2 separate regions of the Homo sapiens genome follow, and region 2 is linked to region 1. The links are chromatin contacts, found by Hi-C or POLR2A ChIA-PET in ENCODE. All regions are on one chromosome and are shown on one strand. The core of a region is the stretch at or near the end of the contact, and the rest is flanking DNA. Distances in the headings are between cores, read along the strand shown.

What was found. A loop is a pair of places that touch in the nucleus more often than their neighbours do. ChIA-PET counts read pairs that join two places held with the same protein, here RNA polymerase II (POLR2A). Pooled maps may share reads with other maps.
Region 2: a loop to region 1 is called in a pooled map, with 2.1 times the contacts of the local background. The contact joins two enhancer-like sites. A Hi-C loop is called at or near these places in 1 of 37 single-sample maps with no recorded cell type and 5 of 50 pooled maps. POLR2A ChIA-PET finds 5 or more read pairs at or near these places in 2 of 52 experiments (B cell and Panc1).

Annotation. Positions count from the first base shown.
Region 1 is chr3:72,267,959-72,272,043 of GRCh38, forward strand. No RefSeq gene overlaps it. Among named protein-coding and RNA genes, the nearest start is that of LINC00870, 120 kb to the left of the region's middle. RefSeq lists enhancers at 1,050-2,249, 2,112-2,361. Within about 2 kb of position 2,299, at least 14 of the 41 ENCODE cell types and tissues checked have a DNase peak (open chromatin) inside an H3K27ac peak, as active enhancers do.
Region 2 is chr3:72,521,310-72,525,394 of GRCh38, forward strand. No RefSeq gene overlaps it. Among named protein-coding and RNA genes, the nearest start is that of RYBP, 77 kb to the left of the region's middle. Within about 2 kb of position 2,187, at least 9 of the 41 ENCODE cell types and tissues checked have a DNase peak (open chromatin) inside an H3K27ac peak, as active enhancers do.

The DNA of each region.
Region 1 (4,085 bases), core at 1,049-3,548:
ATGGTGAAACCCATCTCTACTAAAAATACAAAAATTAGTCAGGCTTGGTGGTGCAATCCTATAATCCCAGCTACTCGGGAGGCTGAGGCAAGAGAATCACTTGAACCTGGGAGGCGGAGGTTGCAGTGAGCCAAGATTTTGCCACTGCACTCCAGCCTGGGTGACAGAGCAAGACTCCGTCTCAAAAAAATAATAATAACAAAAATAAAAACAAGTAGGTAACCAAAGCAAGACAGCAATGGGGTTGTGCATTCCAGCCCCTGTTTCTTTGTTTCTTCCCCACTCCTGTTTAACAACTGCTCCTCCCAGTCTCCCTCTCAATGTTGTCATCAGTCACCCACTTACAAAGCCCTAGGAGAACGCTATGGGCCGAATTTTTCTCCAAAAATTCACACGGTGAAGTCTTAACTCCCAGTACTTCAGAATGTTTCTGTATTTAGACATAGGGTCTTTAAAGAGGTAGTAAGATTAAATGAGGTCAAATAAGTGGGCCCTAAAGCACGTGACTGTCCGCACTTGGAGATAGGGCCTTCAAAGTAGGGCAGGCCCTAATCCACCTAATCCAATCTGACCAGTGTCCTTATAAGAAAAGGAAAATTGAATGCAGGATGAGAAGGCAGGGGTGCATGCACACAGAGGGGAGATCATGTGAGGACACAGTGAGAAGGTGGCCGAATGCAAGCCAAGATGAGAGGCCTCAAAATGAAACCAAACCTGCAGGCACCTTACTTGGACTTCTGGCCTCCAGAATCATGAGAAATACATTTCTGTTGTGTCAGCCACCCAGTCTATGGCATTTTGTGATAGTAGCCCTAGCACACTAATACAGAGGACTGTATTGTTCAATTAAGGGTGAATTTTCTTGTTGCAGGAGTTGAGAAACAAACCAACCAATCAGAGAACTGACCCTGAAAGAGTAAATCTTTTCCCAGAGAACAGGACTCTCTAGGCATGAGTGAGATACAAATAGTCTTTTCTGCCTCCTCTTCTTCCCAAGAACTGATAAGGTTGAAAGAAAAGAACTCATCCAGGGAGAGAGGGAGTAAAGGATTCTGCTACAACAGCGACACACCAGCATCATCCTGGGAGACCACCTGCTGATGGCCCAGGCCCAGATGTGAGCTCTTCCCAGGCCTGGACACCCCTACTCCCACCTGCTCACCCTCACTAAGCCACAGGTTCTTTCCCATCTTATAACTGCTCCCTGGAACATTCGGCAGCCAGAGTTAGCTAATCCAATCAGTTTAAAGGCGTTTTGCATAAGCCTGATCATAACCCTCACCTGAGCAGTGTTAAAATAAGCAGGCTCCCTGGATCCTCCCCTGGAGATTCTGATTCAGTGGGTTATTTTGAACACATTGTCCAGAAAATTCCAGTGGAGGTGCATTCGGAAAACATTAGACTAATGCCGCTTAGCAGGATGGCCTCTTTTCTGGAACCAGGGCCTTTGAATGGTGGGGCTCTTTGAAACCCATGAGAGTGCCTCTGCAGCACTGCTCTCTGAGTGACCCTGATGTGTGACCCCTGACAGAGCCATTCAGATGAAGGCTAGCGTGGATATATGGTGACCTCCCTGGGCCAGCCTAAGCCACCCTCAGCAAGGACTAAGGAATGGAAATTCCAGGATGCTGGCTGTAGTCACATGGAAAGCAGTACTTTCTGACCATCAGAGCCACTGTGAAACAACAGAATGTGGCCCTTGGGAGGAAGGGAGTTCCCCATACTTGGAGAAACCCAATGATCAAAGGATGAGCTTTGTCAAAGGAAATTGTACCTTTTACTTGACTCAGATGCCCGATAGATGCTTCCTGGAAGGACAAGAGGGTTGTTTAGAGCCTCACTACTCAAAGTGCGGACCACAGGCCAGCAGCATGAGCCTCACTAGGAGCTTTTAAAGACCTCTAACATCAACTTCATGTCCTAAAATTCCAGCCACCTTGATTCAAGGTTAGGCCCTGGCATAAAGACCCTTAAAATCTCCCCAGTTTATTCTAATGTAAAGCCAGGATTAAAAGCCAGAGAGAGCCAGAGACCCCAAGGGTACCATCTAACTAAGATAACAAGAATCTCTGGCTGGGCTGGTGGGGAATAAACTTGTGAGAGAAGGGAAGAAACATTTGTGAAAAGCTGCAGTCTCTTTTTCACTTTCTTTTCTGCTTACTTCAGCAGGAATTTGTCTCCCAGCTGCCAAAAGCAAAATGACTCAGAGAAGTGACATGACCTGCTCAAGGTCACTCCGTGGATGATGCAAGACTAGCAGGCAAGAATATCTTTGGATTCCTGCTCCGGGGCGTGACGACATCCCGGGCCACTGGGGTGGGGCTGCAAAGTATTAAAAAAAAGGAAGAAGACAAGTTTCCCACCCCTAGATACAGCCTGGCAGTTAAAGCAAGTCAAAATCAAAGTACAGCAGACATAGACATTGTAATAAACTTGTCTTGAGTGCTTACGCGTATATGCTAACCACTGCATTTTCTTTATGTGTGTCACATCATTTCATCTCTGGAACAATCTCATGAGAGACTGTTAGGTCCTATTATTAACTCATGTTTTACTCATGAGGACACTGAGGCTCAGAGTGGTGCAGTAATTTGCCCAAGGTAGCACAGCTTGTAGGTATGATAGCAGAGCCGAGATGCAAACTCAAATTCAAGAACCCAAACACCTAAGCACCGTGGACCACTGCTCTTGCCTAAAAACAGGAAGCACAGAGTGAGGGGGACCTCTGTGAAGGCTGACAGACTTAGGAAAGGCTTCCTGGGGGAAGATGCCTTTCTCTGAGCTTGGCTAGAATGGGTCAAAAAAGAGTAGGTGTGCGGGGCAGAGGTGAGGCTGGGGATGGGGAGCAACAGGCATCAAAACTGAGTGCAATCTAGGATTTAAAATTCAGGTATTCATAGCTGGCATGGTGGCAGGTGCCTGTAATCCCAGCTACTCGGGAGCATGAGACATGACACCCACTGGAACAGAGGTTGCAGTGAGCCGAGATTACGCCACTGCCCTCCAGCCTGGGCAACAGAGGGAGACTCCGCCTCAAAAAAAAAATTAAAAATTAAACAAAATCCAGCTATTGGAGGAAAGGGTGGGCTGGTAAGCCCTTTGGCAGAAAGAAGAGGCAGTTTTTGCTCTGAAGCCCTAGAGAAAATGAATTGCTGAAAAGCAGGGATGGAATAAAATGTGTCCCCTTTAGACTGCTGGATGGGTTCTGAGGTCCTGTGAGAGAGGCAGGCAGGGAGACAAGGAGCTGAGGAAGTTGTAGAAGACCCTGGGAGATGCAGGCTTGAGGAGCTTCTTCAAAGAGCCTAACCCCAGCCACCTATGTTGGGCCCAAGCTTGGCGCTGCCCACGAGTTCTGTGGTCTATTTTCATTATCATCCCACTTTACTCTTCTTACTTTGAAGGGAGGCCAGGCTAGAAAGGAAACCAGGCTCAGATGGGGTCAATGTGCTTGTCCAAGGCCACTTAGCTGAGAGGAGCCCAGCCAAGATGGGAACCCGCTTCTGCCTGACCCAACGCCCATCTCACGCGTTGAGGAAATGAGACTTCCTGCAAGGCATGGCAGAGAAAACATGTACTGTTCTCTGCTCCTTCCTGAGAATAACTCACATGCCAGCAAATAAATTTCTAAAAAGTCATAAATAAGCCTGCAAGGTAAAAAAGAAAAGGGAGAAATGCAAGAAGAGATGTCCAAATACATACGTGTGTGTGTGTGTGTGTGTGTGTGTGCATGTATGTATTTGGAGGCTGAAAACAGGTTGGATGAACTAATGTATCAAAGCTGAAAGCTGAACCAAGACAAAGGGGAAACAATGGGAAGCAAAGTGAACTGGGTCCCAGAACCCCAGAAAACCTCAAGAATTCATCAGCTCTGAATAAAAAGTGCTGGGTGGGCTGGAAGCAAGAGGATTGCTTTAAAAATCTTTAAAAATAAAATCTAGATCTCCAGGTTCCTTCCTCAACGCCAGGCAGCAAGGTGACTACCCCTCCTCCAATCCCACAGAAGAAAAGAAGTTTAACTTCTAGCCAGCTTCAGGAAAATAGGCTCTGGATTTGTGGCTTAGGGGCACAATATAGGATAAGTCTCA
Region 2 (4,085 bases), core at 937-3,436, 250 kb after region 1:
TCTTCTGAATATTTCCCCCGAGAAGTCATCCTGTTTTTGATGTACCACTTCTTGAATGTGTGTCTTCCAAATTTTTGGTGTTTTAACCAGTAAGACAACAACTGTTTTATTGCCTGAATAAGCCTAAAACCAGCTCTGTGCACCATTTTTCTTATGAGAAAGTCACACCAGCTCATTGCCTGTGTAGCAAGGCCAAAAGTTACACTCCTCACCTCAGATGTGCAAAAAATATCATTAAAAGAAAAATGTTCCATTAACTGGCCTCATTTAGCTCTGGAGTCCCCATTCCTGCTAATGGTGGGGAAAATGTAAACTTGACAATTGGACATCATTCTGCTTCTTCTGACTTAAAATGGTCATTTTCACGTGGCCAATTCCAGTTCAAATTCCCTAAGGGGTCTGTTTCTCTCATCTTAAGAAGTTTCTAGGTTGGGCGCTGTACTCATCCCTGTAATCCCAGCACTTTGGAAGGCTAAGGCAGGTGGATCACTTGAATTTGGGAGTTCCAGACCAGCCTGGCCAATATGGTGAAACCCCGCCTCTGCTAAAAATACGAAAATTAGCCTAGCATGGTGGTGCACATCTGTAATCCCAGCTACTAGGGAGCCACAAGAATCACTTGAACCCCAGAGGCGGAGGTTGCAGTGAGCCCAGATCGCACCACTATACTCCAGCCTGGGCAACAGAAAAAAAAAAAAGAGATGTTTTCATCCTTCATATTATTTCTCAAGATGGCATCTGTGAACAACCCAAATATCCATCAATAGTAGAGCAGATAAATAAACTGTGGCATAATCACACAACGGAATACTCCCCAGCATCACAGGGAAATGGAACTGCTACCCACAATGGCATGGATGAATCTCAGAGGTATAATGTTGAGTGAACAAAATCAGACAACAAAGACTACACACTGTAGGATTCCTCTTCTATAAAGTTCAAAAACTCACCTATCATGATCGAGTTACAAAATGGTTATCTTTGGCAGAGGGTATTGACTGGAAGAAGGCACAAAAGAGCCTTCTAGGGTGCTGGCCTGGCCTATATCCTGATTTGGGTGGTAGGTACGTAGGTGTACACATAGGTGCGCACGCATTGAGCTGTATTTTTAGCATTTGTGTACTTCGCTGTGTGTTGCATCTCAGTAAAGCAGTCCCCACCACAAAGACAGCTTCTGGATACAGGCAAGAGCTTAAACAGCTTTGGGTGCTGGAGAAGGAACCGCTCATCTGTGGAAATCCACTGGCCTTCCTGGAGAGGTCTTTCCAAGTAGTCGGCTTGTCCTCTGACGGCACCTGCTGAGGAGTGTCTGGTTCCCCTGCTCACATCTCCTTTGCTTTAACCTCCTGCGATGAGCTCCTGAGCTCAACTCCAGACCTCTGGTTCACCAGTCCTCTTAGCCTTTCAGCCACTACCCTCCTCCAGCTTGGAAACCCTTGGGGTCCTAAGGGCCTGTTGACCTGGACGTCTCTCTCAGCCATTTCTGCTACCCTGGCCTAGCAGCCACTCCCATCTGGGCCTTGTAAAGGAGGGGATGTGCCTCCCCTGTGCCAAAAGGGCTTTCTGCTTACCCCTTTTGTCTGACAGCAACTGCCTGTGATGTTTCCTCTCTATGCGCTGATGTCCTCCCGTTTCCTGGAGCAATCCCGGGAGAAGGGAGGGAGGGAAAGAAACTGTATTGACATGCACAGAAATAAGGCACACTGAGAGGTATTTTAAAATCTATTATGTCCCTTACCCTTGATTTCTTTTAGGTAGAGTCTGGTTTCTTTTCATTATGTGACTTGGGTGATTCAAATCAGCATGGTTAGGATAGAATCACGGTATTTTAGCAATGAAGAGGTTCTTAATCATCATTTCAAATTCCAAGAGGGACGATTTCCAATTGTGTGGTCCTAAGTACATGAACACATTTATTATCCTGCTTCCCACCCAGCCCCCAACACACATAAGCATCACTCATCAATCATTATGATCACCAAGAAGATGCCTCCCGACACATCCACAGTTCTAAATGTCCCAAGGCAGGGTTTAGCCTCATTTGTTTATTTTGCAGATAACGAAATTGAAGCCCAAAGCAGAAAAATGACTTATCCAAGCCCCTGACAAAACAGGGCCTGATTTCCAGTTCCGTGAGATTTGTAGGTCACCCTGTTAACTTTTGGTGTAAGTTTGAGGAACTAAAACGAGGCACTGCAAGGGAACTTCTGTTTCTTACTGAATTTCTGCTTTCCTTTCTGGCAGTAGAAGCTGTCCCATGTCACTTCCTCTTTCCCTCCCTGAGAGTTAGCAGATAGCGTGGTGCCAGAGCCATTGCTTCCCTCTCAAGCAGAGGGGCAGTGGAGGCATGTCTGAGAACTTGCTGGCAGACACACCCAGTGTGGACCTGCCCTATTTATCCACACTCTCCACCCTGACCACATTAGACAGATATGCAAACACTCAGCATCCGGCAAACCCCCCACCACCCTCCCGGCCAAGTCTCATCACAGATCCATAAAAGACAGTGAAAATACACCGAGGTCTGATTTATTCTACTTTAGATGCAAAGACTGCTCCATCCCATCACCCCATGTCATTCAGATACAGGCGGCTTGATGCTGGCAGCATGTGGAGCAAAGTAAGTGAGGAGGAGGTTCAGCACAGTGGCTGGGAACACAGGAGTTAGAGCCATTCGTTCATGCATTCATGTAAGCACTCATTCATTCATGCATGCAAGCATTCAAGCACTGGTTCATTCATTCTCCATTCCAGTGTTTATTGAGCTCTTACAATCGTTGGGTTCATTCTGGGCATCAGGTAACATGCTGGTAAACACAATAGATGTGTTCCCAACCTTGTGAACTTACAGTCTCTAGATTGAGCTCAAAACCTGGCCCTGCCACTGAACACCTATGTGGCCTTGGGTGAATTGCTGAATCTCTCTGAACCTCTACCTCTTCATCAATAAAACAGGAAAATAGAAATAGAGTTGTGAAGAGTAAGTATAAAAAAGGATGGGAAGGAACTAGCCCAGTTCCTGGTATATAATAGGTGGTAAGTAGGTCACAGTTACTATTATTGCTAAAAATTTAACATTCGATAGGAACAATCCCTAAATCCGTATACCTAAAACCTGGACATGAAATTTTGGCTAAGAGCTCTATATTTTACCTAAATTATGTATAATAAACCAGCTTTTTTCAAAGATGTGTAGTTGTATATCATAAATCAAATACACATATATATAAGGTGTATATCATAAACAAAAAACCCTATGTGTGTATAGTATGTGTGTGTGTATGTGTGTGTATCTTAACTGGCATGGTATCATAATTTCTATATTCTTTTTTTTTTTTTTTTTTTTTTTGAGGTGGAGTCTTGCTCTGTCGTCCAGGCTGGAGTGCAGTGGCGTGATCCCAGCCTGGCTCACTGCAACCTCCACCTCTCAGGTTCAAGCAATTCTCCTGACTCAGCCAACCAAGTAGCTGGGACTACAGGTGTGTGCCACCACGCCTGGCTAATTTTTATATTTCTAGTAGAGACGGGGTTTCACCGTGTTGGCCAGGCTGGTCTTGAACTCCTGACCTCAGGTGCTCCCCACCACCCAACCTCGGTCTCCCAAAGTGGTGGGATTACAGGCATGAGCCACCGCGCCCGGCTGAGAATTTCTATATTCTAATGTAAGACAATGATACTTTGTATGGATACACAATTTTAAAAGAGGCTTGGGCCAGGTGCTGTGGCTCATGCCTGTAATCCCAACATTTTGGCAGGCTGAGGCAGGCAGATTGCTTGAGCTCAGGAGTTCAAGACCAGCCTGGACAACATGGTGAAACCCCATCTCAAATACAAAAAATACAAAAAATTAGTTGGGCGTAATGGCACATACCTGCAGTCCCAGCGACTCAGGAGGCTGCGGTGGGAAGATCTCTTGAACCCAGGAGGCAGAGGTTGCAGTGAGATGAGATCGCACCACTGCACTCCAGCCTGGGGAACAGAGCAAGACCCCACCTCAAAAATAAATAACTAAATAAAAATAAAAACGAAAGATGCTTGGACAAAGAAAACATGACATAAGCCATGAGTCTTTTAATATTCTATTC